Linked DNA regions of Homo sapiens: region 1 is linked to region 2. Evidence: chromatin contacts called from ENCODE Hi-C or POLR2A ChIA-PET data. All regions are on one chromosome and are shown on one strand. The core of a region is the stretch at or near the end of the contact, and the rest is flanking DNA. Distances in the headings are between cores, read along the strand shown. Region 1 has its middle 150 kb from the start of ZNF521. Region 2 has its middle 120 kb from the start of ZNF521.

Region 1 (6,468 bases), core at 1,459-3,958, 36 kb after region 2:
AAAAAAAAGACAAAAAAGAGACATCAATAAATGGTTATGTAAGAGAGATACATGGTTATACATGAGAGACCTTGACTATCAGTTCTGACAGTACAGAGATTGCTCAATTCTGTCAAATCCCATTCCTCAGGGAGGTCAGAACAGACTATTTGATTTTTTTCCTCTTTAAATATTAAGATGAAGGATACATTTTCTACATATATATGTATAGATTTTTACTAAATGCTGCAAAGTGTCTTAAAATAAAAATGAACATTAAAAATTATTTTCTGGAATATACCTCAGGAACATAGGCCTCAGCTGGGCACCTGCCACAGGGAAAGCCCAGGCCCAGGCGTGCTGAGTATCAGTGGAACCTGCGAGGCCAGGCTGTGGAGCCCGAGAGAGAGAAAATAGTGCTGGTGTGGCCCCTGCTGTAGCTGCTTTGCTAGTCAGTTCAATTACCCATCCTCGAGTTTCCTAAACAGCAAAAGAGACCTAGCCTAGTATGGGTGTCTCCCATTCATTCTAACTCTGTCATTCAGTCTCCAAGTTTACTAAAGAAACTCTGAGTTTAGGTATAGAGTGAGTAATGATGAGGCTGGCTGGTGGAGCATCATCTTCAAAAAATAAAACCAACAAATACAAACAGAACAACAAATCCCACTATAAGAACTAGAGACTGGACCTAATTTTAATCCCCCTTGATTAAAACCTATCTTTTCTTATTCCTTCAAAGGCCTGGGAACATTCCTGAATGAATGAGCAGAGCCACCTCCAGAGTGAGACTTCTCAGGACAGTTGCCCCCAGTCAGGTGTGAGGACTCAATGCTCAGTGCCCAAGGGCCCAAGCCTAGGTGGAACCATGGAAGATGCAGTATTTCAGGAAGGCTACACCAGAGATATGGAGAGAATAAGAAAATGAACTCCCCAGCGGAAACCATCCTGAGGCTTATGTAATGTACATGCATTCACACAATCAGCCAGTGGCCCTGCCCACATGTTGCAGCCACAGGCTGGCTCCTGCCCGCTTTTCTACTTTTCCTCTCATGGCCATTCCTTTCTTGGCGATTGAACCAAAGAGAGGGATGGGGATAGGGAGGAAAGATACACGATGGGTTTGCCACAATCTCCACTCCTCCTGGAATGTGTGAGGCAATGAAAACTCCCTGGAAAGAGATGGGCTACGAAGCCAGGCTGCTCACACTGGGACCCTGGCTCCGTCCCTTCTGGTTGTGTGACTTGGGGTCAATGTTTAAACCCTGTAATTTTCAGATTCCCCATCTGTAAAGTGGTATGTAAATTCCTACTTCAAGGAATTGTTGTGAGAATTAAATAACATATGCTTATTAAATGGTAGTTTTTTTAAACAATGATAAAATAAAATCTGTACTTGTAACCCCTCTATATTAATCCTGATATTTCCCCAATAGTTTTTAAATGTAGCTACACGAGTCCATCCAACTAAGTTATTTATACCAACATGACTTAATGAATAGTTATGATGGTCTGCATTAAAAACCTAGGCATCAGACAGAACCTCTTTCTCATTTTTGACTCAAGCACATGCCAGTTGTGTGAGGTAAGGAGGGTGCTTTAATCTTTCCAAATATCAGTTTTCTTATATATAGAATGGGAATTTTAATAAGATAGCATATTTAAAGTACTTAGAAGACTACCTGGGCAGCAACTAGTATAAATAAATGATAGTAGTAGCTCCTTTACTCCTCCTCTTTATATATGCTAACTTGCTTGTATTCATGTTTTTTAGATAATTCAAATCAATTTAATCATTCCAAGCAGCTCAACAACCAACAATCTGATGGATAACTGATTTATCTATGGTAAATTGCCCGGATAGTGAAAGTGGTTGAAATGTACAACTGGACGTTGCTACAGTCTGATGAGTCTTCTAAATAGAGAAAATGTTTTAGAATTTTAAAAGTAATACATTAAGAGAAATAAACCATATCACATGTTCTCTCTTACATGTAGGAGATTTAAAAAAAAGTTGATCTCATGGAAGTAGCAAGTAGAATGGTGGCTACTGAGGCTGGGAAGGGTGGGAGGTGGGCATGAAAAGAGGTTGGTTAATGGGTACAAACATAGTTAGAGAGATTAAATAAGTTCGTGTTCGATAGCACAGTAGGATGACTACAGTTATCAACAATTTATTGTACATTTCAAAATAGCTAGAAAAGATTTGTAATGTTCTCAACAAAAAGGAATAATAAATGTTTGAGGTGATGGATATTCTGGTTGCCCAGATTTGATCATTTATACATTGTATGCCGGTATCAGAATATCACACGGACCCCATAAATATGTATAATTATTATGTATCAATTTAAACATCGGGATCGAATCTTATACAATTACGGACACTGATAAGGGAGTTCTGTTTGTCTGTTTCTTAGGAGGGATGCTGAACCTGAAGTCACAAGACAGCTGGTCAGGATCCGAAGATGGGCAGGAAGTCGGGGAGAGCAGGGAAAACTGAAACTCATAAGGACCCCACGGGAGTGTGCATCTGTCTGTCCCTGAAAGCCACATTGGCCCCTTTCCATCCCATCTCTAAGCCTCCACCCTTGTGGCCGAGGCTGCTCTGAAGAGAGGCTGGTGTTCTTGCTGCAGAGCCCCGCTCACTCCTGGACCAGGCTTTGTAAAGCTGAAGGAAGCAATTCCAGGGACCGGAGCTTTGGACCCAGTCAGTATAGTGAGCGAGCAGATCTGTGAAAATATGTGTGAGCCGCAACAGAGTCCAGCCTCCACGGCCCTTTCAAGGATAAACACGGCTCCGCTCCACTTCCACCTTCCAGATCTTGCACAAGTTGTTCCTATGCCCATCCTAACCAGGAACATGCAGGGAACGGAATTCTGGGAAATGTAGTTCAGCTTAGCCGAGTCAACACATTACAAAGCCACCGCATGGGAAAATAAAAGTTTATTGCTATAAGCCACTTACAAAAAAATTTATATGCTACAGAAAATGGTCTCTGGAATTTACCAAGTCTCTCTCTCTCTCTCTGTCTCTTTCTCTCTCTTTCTCTCTCTCTCTCTCTCCTGGCTCCAACTTAGCACTTCCTTCAGAAGTACTCAGTTTTGCCTTTCATTTTTTTCATGTAAATGCAGAAATAAATTTCTCCAGTTTACTGAAAAGTATCTCCCAGAGGGACCAAGGCAGGCAGGAAATTAAACTATGGTGCTGGAATCATTTTACCATACCAGCTTTACCCCACGAATGTAAATTTAGGGAATTCCACTTGTCAAAGTCCTCTTTGAAGCTTTGAATAATTGGATCCCAATTATTCTTAACCACGTTATACAGGCCTGTGCTCCTCTTAATATCTAAATAGATCTCATTTTTTGCCACCTACTAAAATTCTCCAAAGTGAATATTGCCACATTATGCTCTCCAGTTAAGAGTGAAATTTCTGACTAAAAATGTTTTTTACTCATATCCAGAGATGGCTGCAAATTTCTCCATGATAACTAAAGCTGTGAGAATTGGCATCACATTTGAATTGGTATTAACTCGTAGTAAAAATATGCTCAGCAAGAAGAAATCATTGTACTTTCTACCAATCATTTTAATACCTGAGACATCTTCTTTCTTACTAATAGCTATTCATAATGGTTATAAAGTCAAAACAGATAGCACAGAATATAAAGGAAAATCATAGTATCTGGAAAGCATCCCTTTGAACAGGCTGGATACAATATCAATTACACGTTCTTACTACACTTTCAAAAGAAGGAGTTAATGTTTAAAACCATGCCATGCACATTCTCTTGTTATATAATTTTCTTTTGGTTTTCTGTTTCTTACAGAGCACTGTTATCAAACAGCTACACTATATTTTTGTGAACTCTGAATATCAATTCTTCCTTTCAACTTTGCAAGAGAAAGTGAAAGAGTTGTATGAAAACCTTCTTTAAATTGATAAGAAAATAGGCATGTCTCCATACAGTATTGAGAATCAAGAAGGCATTAGAATTATCTTTAGCAAATGTACATATCATCACTAAAAGTATTTGTTAAGCACTTAGGCACCATGCTAGATGCTTTCTGTCTTCCACAAGTTTATAATCTAAATCTACCATTACTGTCTTAGATGAATGCATACAGAATGGGGGAAGGGAAATTCAAATTGTTGAGTTTCTATGATGAGCCACACACAGAGTTTGCTATTCACTTTTTATACCTGATCTCATTTAATTTTCACAGAAACTAATGGTTAAAGAGGATCAGTAATCTACTCAAGTTTCTGCAACAAGCATGTGAGAGAATTCTTACTCATACTCTGGTATCACAGGCCTGTTTGTTCCATTACATCAGTGGTTCTCAGCTGTGGCAGTTTTGCTCCCCCCTCCCAAGGAGACATTGGTCAATAACTGGAGATATTTTTTATAATCCCCACTGCTGGAGTGCCACTGGCATCAAGAAAGTGGAGGCCAGGATATCTCTAATTATCCAACAATGTGATCACCCTGCCACACACAGGATTATCTTGTCCAACACACCAAAAGTGTTCAGTTGAGAACCCCTGCATCACACCACTCACAGATGAAGATGTTGATAAACCGTAATAAAACGTCATACCAGACATGAGTGCACAGATGGGTTTACATTTTGTGATTACTTGAGACAAAATTACCACATGGATTTATTGATTGTAATTCAGGATCACAATCAGTTGTGAAAGGCAGTGGCTGAGAAGTATGTTGGATGATAGAAACAAATCACTTTGGTATGAAGTTTTGTTTTTTCATTTCTTACCCTGGGATTGTTTGTCAAGTGATCAATCTACTTGTGGTAAGAAGTAATTATTTTTTAGAGCCTCTTTAACTTTTACCTTCCCCCCAGCCCTGATTTTAAATTCTAGAATTTTCAGAATGGACAGGGCAAGTAGGCAATATTGAGTCAATGAATTCAAAGTTCAGAGTTTTTACATCCATAAGGTATTTTAAGTACCATAACAAGTTGATCTCAGTAATAGTTTTATACATCGTATACTATAGTCATATATGGTCTGCTATTTATATGTAAGCAAAGAGGCAAATATAGGTAAAAATAATTCCTAATCCACTTGGTGGCCATCGGACCCAGGTAAGGTTCTCCACGAATTTGTTTAATGCTCTCTCATTCCTCTTTACCTCTCTGGATATAACAGCAGCTTCATTCTCCCTCCTTCCCCTCTTTCCTTCCTTATCTTCTTTCCTTTCTTCCTGTATTTCTTCTCTGCTTCCTTCCTTCATTCTTTCATACAAAGTTGACAAGGAGAAAAGTAGCAGGAATGAGATTTATGCAAGATTGGTTAGAAACTATTTCAAACATCAACTCCAGTCCACACATGAGCTCTGTAAGTCTGTTATTCCAGGTCTGTGTAGATGGGCCATTTGCTGTGATTGGTTTTCATGATCACCGCTTCATGCAGGGTCACTTGTTTTGCAGGAGTCACTTAGATGGCAGATTGACATTTCACATCTTGGAAGAACTACTAAACAGGTGAATGATGGGTGATTACTGAGGAGAAAGCCTATGTGACCCTCCAGGATGCTGCAATGGCACCACTTGAAGCAAATCTTCCTTCTAATTAACCTCTCAGCTTCCTCCCCTTCCCATAGGCAGGATATTGGGCATGACCATGGGACTGCAACAGTGCTAAAGTTTTTGTATTCACACAGCACACATAGGCAGAAAAAAAAATAGCAAAAGGAAAAAAAACACATTGGATTTACATTTCTGAACAAGATGAGTAACCAAGATTTATTCTACCCTGAAACAACCCAAACAGAGACAAAATACACTAAATGTTAGTTTGTAAAACACTTTACATCAGTCAAAAAAGACAGTATCTTTGAGAGATGGCAAACAATGAGCCCTGAGATAGCCTCAGCTTATTGTCTTGAGAGAGTTTCAGGGCCACAGCAGAGGGAAGAATTGTGGTAGAGTTCTGCAGATTCCCTAAATTGAAAAGAGGCAGCTGAGAGACCAGGAAGACCAATAAATCTAAGTTCCCAGGATAGAGTAACAAACAGGAGAAAGCTGAGCAGAGAGAGGCCTGGAGATCTGTAGAGGGTCCGCCTTGAGTATCCAGCTGAGTACCGATCATTACAAACACATAAGGAGTCTGCTGGTAGCTGGGGAAATGAACTTGAAAGGATTAGAGGTAACAGTGCCCAGAGCTCACAAGGGCTGGAAGTAGTGCCCCGGATCCTGCAGCCAGGCTGGAAAACCTCCAGATTCACAAGACAATGGGTAGAGTACTCAGAAAAGTCTTGCCTGGGTGGTGAGGACTGGTTAGTCCTAGATTGAGTACAACTCTCTCCTTAGCTAACAAATCTGAAAATCAAGATCTGAGAGGATTAACTTTTTCTAAGCAACTTAACCACATCCTAGAACAAATATCAATAATATTTTTAGGAATTTAAATAATCTCTTATTCAAAGAGATAAAATTCACAATATCTGGCATCCAATAGAAAA
Region 2 (6,591 bases), core at 68-2,567:
TGGAATCAAATTAGCTGCTGGAAAAGAAAGGCTCAACCTTCATTTTTTGTTCTTACCCTTTCAGCTCTAATCATCTTGAAGTGTTAAGGTGCATAATAAAAAAAATGTTTAGGTCCACAGGAAGTGGCTCGTGATGAGGACTGGCTTTAATAGCACAGGGAAAGCTGAGGACAAAAGGGGCCAGATGTTTTGACAGGGCACCGAGGAGCAAAGAATCTGGGAAAGGGAAAGAAACCTTTCAACAATTCTCAGAACAGGGGGCTTTTTGTCTCCAGCTCTTGAAGAGGTCCTGTGGCATGAGCTTCCCCCTAAGAGGCAAAAGATGAGAACTTCAAACATGCATCAGCATTGTGAACACAACATGTTAATCTTATTAATTATGAAAACCCCCACTGAGGGAGCATTTACATGTGCTAGCAAATTTACCTGCATTATCTCATTTAGTCTTTGCAAAACAAGCCTGCGCAGTTGGCTTTATCATTCCCATTTTACTGGTGAGTCAGTTTAGGCTAAGGAAATGTAAACTTTACTTGTCCATAGACATGCTCACTGTTAAATGTTATAGCTAAAATTAGAGCCCAGGACTTTTTGACTCCAAGACATACTGCAGCTTCCTTGCAATGACAAAAATTACAAGAAACACACTTGGAGCTCCATGATGCTTGTTGCATATTACTGGGATCTGACTCTCTCAGACATCACTTCCGTTGCTAAACGCAAAAACTTATAGCCCTCTTGGAGGTATTTACTCGGTGCCTCCTACTTACCACTAGCTTCCCCTTTCCTCCAAATAATAATAATAATGAGCTGAAAGATTTATACAATCTGAAGAGAAACCAGAGTATTAATAGTAATAATAGGTTACAAAAATATTTCCATGTAACCATTTTCAATATGGATGGCTTTACAATGTTGACACAATCCCTTAGTGTGGCTGCAGAAAAGGGAAGAAATAGGCACACTTCCAGTCCCAGGAGGAACTCAGGGCTGGTTTTTCTCTATTTCTTCTTCCAACAGAAAAGGAATGGGGACATATGTGTTTGTTGGATAGTAAGAAAGTCCTTTGTGTGATACGTGTGTTCTTGTGACTCAGTTTTTGGAAGTCATGGTCAAGTTCTAGTGCTCAGAAATTTGATCCTTGCATTCCTCTCTTTGGCATTGAAAGGTACCTCAAGGCCAGAGCTGGCTGAACAGAGGCTTGTCAGCTGCCAGGGCCTGCCTCTGATGGCCTTCTGGGCACAGCTGTCAGGGAGATTGGGCTGTGTCCCAAGGGGGATGTGTCATCACCCAAATGCCTGGGCAGCGACGGGGGATGTGTGAGGTTTAGAGCTAAGAGGAGTGCTCTCCTTTCACTAAATATTCTTAAGTCTCTGTCCAGGAGCTCTGCCCATGCTGGCCTTCTCTGTACCTCTTTGTCCTCAAAAGTCTATGTCACAGCAGGCTGCTGGGTTATCCTATGGGGACAATTTTGCTCTGTGTAGGCGACCAGCCTCAGAGTGTTTCTGATCCCTAATAGTCCTCAGAACGATGCTGGGAAATGTCTCTGAGAGTCCAAGTTTGCCACAGCCTGGGCTGCTGGAGCCCTGTGCCTTCCCTCCATCCTTCCTGTCTAGGACAATTGAGCTAATTAATGTGACCAGGGAACATTTGAGTTGCTAATAGGAGCCAAGAAAGTGTTGGGGTGTCCAAGACAAATGGCACTTGGCTCATGTTGCTCAACAGCTTAAGTTTCAGTTTTGAAAATTAGTTCAGTTTTACTTAAATCATCTTCTGTGCCAGGCAGCCAATTTTGAGAACTGACGCATGACAAAGCCTCCGTATCTGCAGTGAATAGTCTCTCCATTTTATTTGACCCTTAGGAACTGGGGGAGAAGGTGGTCTGTGCACAGCCTGTCCAAGGCATCCTGGAAGAAGGAGAGAGAGGGGGAACTCTGTGTGTCTGGTTTTGCCCAGTTAAGAAAGAACAAAGTAATCAAGTTAAAACTGTATTTCAATTTCCTCCTCTGAAGAATGTGTTATTAAGTGAATTAACGTGTTGTTTCTTTTATCTGAAGATCTGTGGTAACTCATATCTTCTGAGATGGGTCTGACACGCTTAGTTTCAACAGAAGTAGATGACTTGGCTTTACTGTAAAATAGCAAAGGAATTTTATAAGACATTAGAATAATAACTTACATCTATTTATGTGTTTTTCTAGTCATTGTAGTCACGCTGTTTATCATGTGCAAAGACTGTGAAGTCAGACACACTGAGGCTTGACTCCCATGCTGCCCTTGGCTGGCTGTTTCACTCAAGAATGTTCCTTAATCCCTCTGAGACGCAGTTTCTGAACTTGCCAAATGAAGATAATAATAGTACCTACCTCTGGCCAGGTGCGGTGGCTCACACCTGTAATCCCAGCACTTTGGGAGGCCGAGGTGGGTGGATCACGAGGTCAGGAGATCGAGACCATCCTGGCCAACACGGTGAAACCCCGCCTCTACTAAAAATGCAAAAAATTAGCCAGGTGTGCTGGCAGGCGCCTATAGTCCCAGCTACTCGGGAGGCTGAGGCAGGAGAATGGTGTGAACCCAGGTGGCGGAGCTTGCAGTGAGCCGAGATTGCGCCACTGCACTCCAGCTGGGGCAACAGAGCAAGACTCCATCTCAAAAATAATAATAATAATAATAATAATAGTACCTACCTCTCTGAATTGTTATGAGGAGCCAATGAAATATAAATGTACTAAGTATGTGGCCCGGGGGTTATTTTACAGTAAGTGTTCAGTAAACAAGTCCTAGTTCAGATAATATCTACCTCAGATAAATGTAAAATTAAATTACATCTAACATATGTGGAGAAATTTTCTCACAGTAGGTACCATCAATACCGGTACCCTTACTGTCCCTGCGTATCATAATGGCTAGGTTTGTTGAAATATTAGACGTAAAACTATACTTACATTTACTTTCTCTACCTCAGGTATTTTACTTGAATTCTCTTGTGAATTTTAGTATTCTGTCTACCTACCACTTTCAAACCAATGGGTCTCCAGAAGGGACTGAATTCTGATTCACACACCACAAACAAGCAAATTCAACCACCAAAAATTCTGCACCAAGCCACCACATTGAAGACCATAGGTGGGGATCATGCTGGGCCACCAAGCCATCTTGTCAACCTCATACATGTCCGTCTGGTTCAGGCCTGTAAACCAGGACTCCTCGGCCTGCCCCTCAGGCCTCAGAAATCTCTTCTAGCAAAAAGTATACCTGCAGGCCTGGCTATGTGATTTATAATAGTCTTTATGTATTCCAAGTCATGGGGATAGGAAGAAGGCACTAAATGCCAAGGTTTTAAAGACAGTGCCTCACAGAAATGACCATAAATAGCAGCTCAGGAGGCCACTTACATGAAGTTAGACCCGTTTAGGACTAGGGGCTATTACAGTATGAGCTTATCATAACTTGATTCAAGTGCAATAAGCGAGGAGTGGAGAAGATGACCAGTCAGTGTTAGAAAGCCAAGTGTGGATCAGATAACCACATTAAAAAGATTAAAATGTCCAGCCTGCTATAAATGCCTGCTAAAATCCTAAAAAGGAGCCTGGAGAGACCCATAAAATCATAACTAAGAAAGTAAGGGAGCCCTGAAGCTTTAACCAGATGTTCCTGTGATATGAATGACTATGTTAGTAAATTTTCATCCTAGCAATACAGCTTTGTATTGATCTTTTGCTTTTATTAGTCAGTGCTGCTATGAGATTAAACATTGTCTGGAAGGAAATAGAGGCTTCCCTCTCTAGAAGGCTCTTCTCAGGAACCCAGCATTTGTTATCACAAAGCGCACAAGGGAGTTTATAATGAATTGCACAACAGAGCAGAGGCTTGAGTCTATAAAAAGAGTTATATAAGGGGTAGCCTTATAGAGAATAACCTCATTTGGGAAGCAAACATTGTGTACCGTACCGAGTAGGAAACCTACGGAGAGCTGTCTAAAACAGAAATAGACATGAGTATTTATGACCAGGAGCACCAATCGCAATACACAGTGCTAAACACTTAATCTACGTTTAGATTTTACTCCAGATCCAAGCTGAAGTCAGCAGAATTAAATTTTCAAATGTATTTCAGCAGCCTTAAATCCTTCTGATACTGTTAGCAGTGGCAGGGTTCCAAAATGCATTCTGTTAATAAGACAGTAAAGTATAAAATCGAGTTATCTCTTTCAAGGAGAAAAACACAGAGTAAAGGAAACGAGTCTTGTAAAATTACATTCCAGTATTCAGGCCTTTTCTACCTGAGTTCCTTTCAATTTATTCTTTTACTACCAGACCATTCTCCTGGAAAATAGCAGGGAAAAAAAAAGAAATTACCCCCCAACATTTTTTTTGAACTATGAAAGAAATGGTACTCCTGCAAAAAGCCTTAGGATTTTTTGCTTCTTATTTTTACAGGTCAGAGGAGGTTAAGATTTTGCCAATCAGCTTGTAACATGCAGTATCAAGTCTCCTTGGGCTAGCAAAAAGAATTCAGCAGCTGTTACCTTTTCTTTCTCACTTAACATAACTTTTGGTTTACCTGCAGCTAAAAGAAATTTATGCAGCACATACAGGGCTGTTGTTCAAGTCCCCAAAGCAATTTCATTAGTTCTCCCAGGAGCAGCATCAAATGCTTGTTAAGGAGGAAGAGAGATAGACAGACAGACAGAAAAAAAGACAGAAAGGAAGAAAGGAAAGAAAAGAAAAGAAAGAAAGGAAAGAAAGAAAAAGAAAGAAAGAGAAAAGAAAAGAAAGGAAAGGAAAAGAAAAGAAAGAGACACATCCACTACCAACGCTCTTTGTTTTTTTTTTTTCAATTTTTTAAAATTATGCTTTAAGTTCTGGGATACGTGTGCAGAACATGCAGGTTTGTTACATAGGTATACATGTGCCATGGTGGTTTACTGCACCCATCAACCCGTCATCTACATTAGGTATTTCTCCTAATGCTATCCCTCCCCTACCGTGACAGGCCCTGGTGTGTGATGTTCCCCTCCCTGTGTCCATGTGTTCTCATTGTTCACCTCCCACCTATGAGTGAGAACATGCGGTGTTTGGTTTTCTGTTCCTGTGTTAGTTTGCTGAGAATGATGGTTTCCAGCTTCATCCACGTCCCTGCAAAGGACCTGAACTCATCCTTTTTTATGGCTGCATAGTATTCCATGGTGTATATGTGCCACATTTTCTTTATCCGGTCTATTATTGATGAGCATTTGGGTTGGCTCCAAGTCTTTGCTATTGTGAATAGTGCCCTTTGAACACATAACACTGAGATGAAGTGCCAGACTTGCTCAAATGAACAAAGTCAAAATGAAGCCTAAAATGCCATCTAGACATCGGCTTTCACATCACAGTTTCTGCACATATGGGATGAGAGACCACCCACTGCTCTGAGATCCCTGCAGGGCACCACTGAGCGAGTTAAGTAATGAATTTTAATCTTAACTCTGAATTTCTTTGTCTTTAGGCAATTTTTTTTTTTTGGCCTGTCTAGGAGTTAGAAAAAGATAGAAACTCCCTTGTCTTGTAGAACTAATGTGATATAAGAAATTGAGCTGTAGCAATCCACTGGGAAGAAACAAAAAATATACGAAAGTAAAGATTTATACTGTATACTCAAATAGTTCTGGAAAACATATACATCTGGAATATACTAGAAAATATCTGGAATATCTATAGGTAATACCTGTATATAATACCTCTCTATATTTGATATCCTGTACCTTTATAACTTTGAACAAATATATATATATATAATTTTACCACATTGAATTATGACATTGAGAGAAACAAGAACATAAACTTAATTTCTAATTATTATTATTATTTTTTTATTTTTTTTAATTTCTAATTAAACCTATCATTAGAAGAGATTTTGGAGTTCTTAAGAATTATTTTTGTTGAGTTCAACAAGTTATGTAAATGATTTTAGAGACTTTTCTTGAATAACTGCCTAAAATGAAACCTGAAAAAATTTCATTCCCTTTTTCCAGCTTTGCCAGAGTCTGGGCAGATGCCTACAGTTATTTTATGACATCAGAGTTAACATTTATAAGACCATAATTTACTCCCATTATCCTTTAGTCAACTTAATGAGATTAGGAGGATACCATGATTTTTTAAAGTTGATTTGAGAGGCATTTCTGATCTAGATATAATTTAAGAGATGCCCTGTTTTACAACCACAGGTCATAGGTAACTTCTGTAAAGGGTGAATCTCTGTGATTGTTGCTGCTTCAGTGTCGGAGGGTATCATTTTGTGACCATGTCTGGGTGCCCCCCAGTGATTGCCTAGGGTTTCCAGGGCCTGGCTATTACCATATGCTATGGACAACTCCAGTTGTGTTCTTTGCACGTAGCTTTTAAGGTTCAACTCTAAAAATTCTTTCCAAATTCCGCTAGTTGAAATCAATCAGGGTTTGCATCTACCCCAATTAAAGTTATTTCTGTGACTTCATACCAAATTACGAGCAGCTAGATTAGGTTCTTTTCAACTTTTAGATCCCCTTCAGTGTCTAGAAGAGTGCCTTGCATAATATATGTCCCTTGAATGGAACTGTATTTTCTAAAA

The links. Hi-C counts contacts between places; a loop is a spot of excess contacts on that map. ChIA-PET counts read pairs that join two places held with the same protein, here RNA polymerase II (POLR2A). Pooled maps may share reads with other maps.
Region 1: a map of gastrocnemius medialis shows a loop between it and region 2 (6-fold over the local background). The contact joins two enhancer-like sites. A Hi-C loop is called at or near these places in 3 of 168 maps with a recorded cell type or tissue (aorta, ascending aorta and gastrocnemius medialis) and 7 of 50 pooled maps. POLR2A ChIA-PET finds 5 or more read pairs at or near these places in 2 of 52 experiments (HCT116 and activated naive CD4-positive, alpha-beta T cell).

What each region holds. Positions count from the first base shown.
Region 1 is chr18:25,501,028-25,507,495 of GRCh38, forward strand. No RefSeq gene overlaps it. Among named protein-coding and RNA genes, the nearest start is that of ZNF521, 150 kb to the left of the region's middle. Within about 2 kb of position 2,709, at least 5 of the 41 ENCODE cell types and tissues checked have a DNase peak (open chromatin) inside an H3K27ac peak, as active enhancers do.
Region 2 is chr18:25,466,179-25,472,769 of GRCh38, forward strand. No RefSeq gene overlaps it. Among named protein-coding and RNA genes, the nearest start is that of ZNF521, 120 kb to the left of the region's middle. RefSeq lists an enhancer at 1-711. Within about 2 kb of position 1,318, at least 8 of the 41 ENCODE cell types and tissues checked have a DNase peak (open chromatin) inside an H3K27ac peak, as active enhancers do.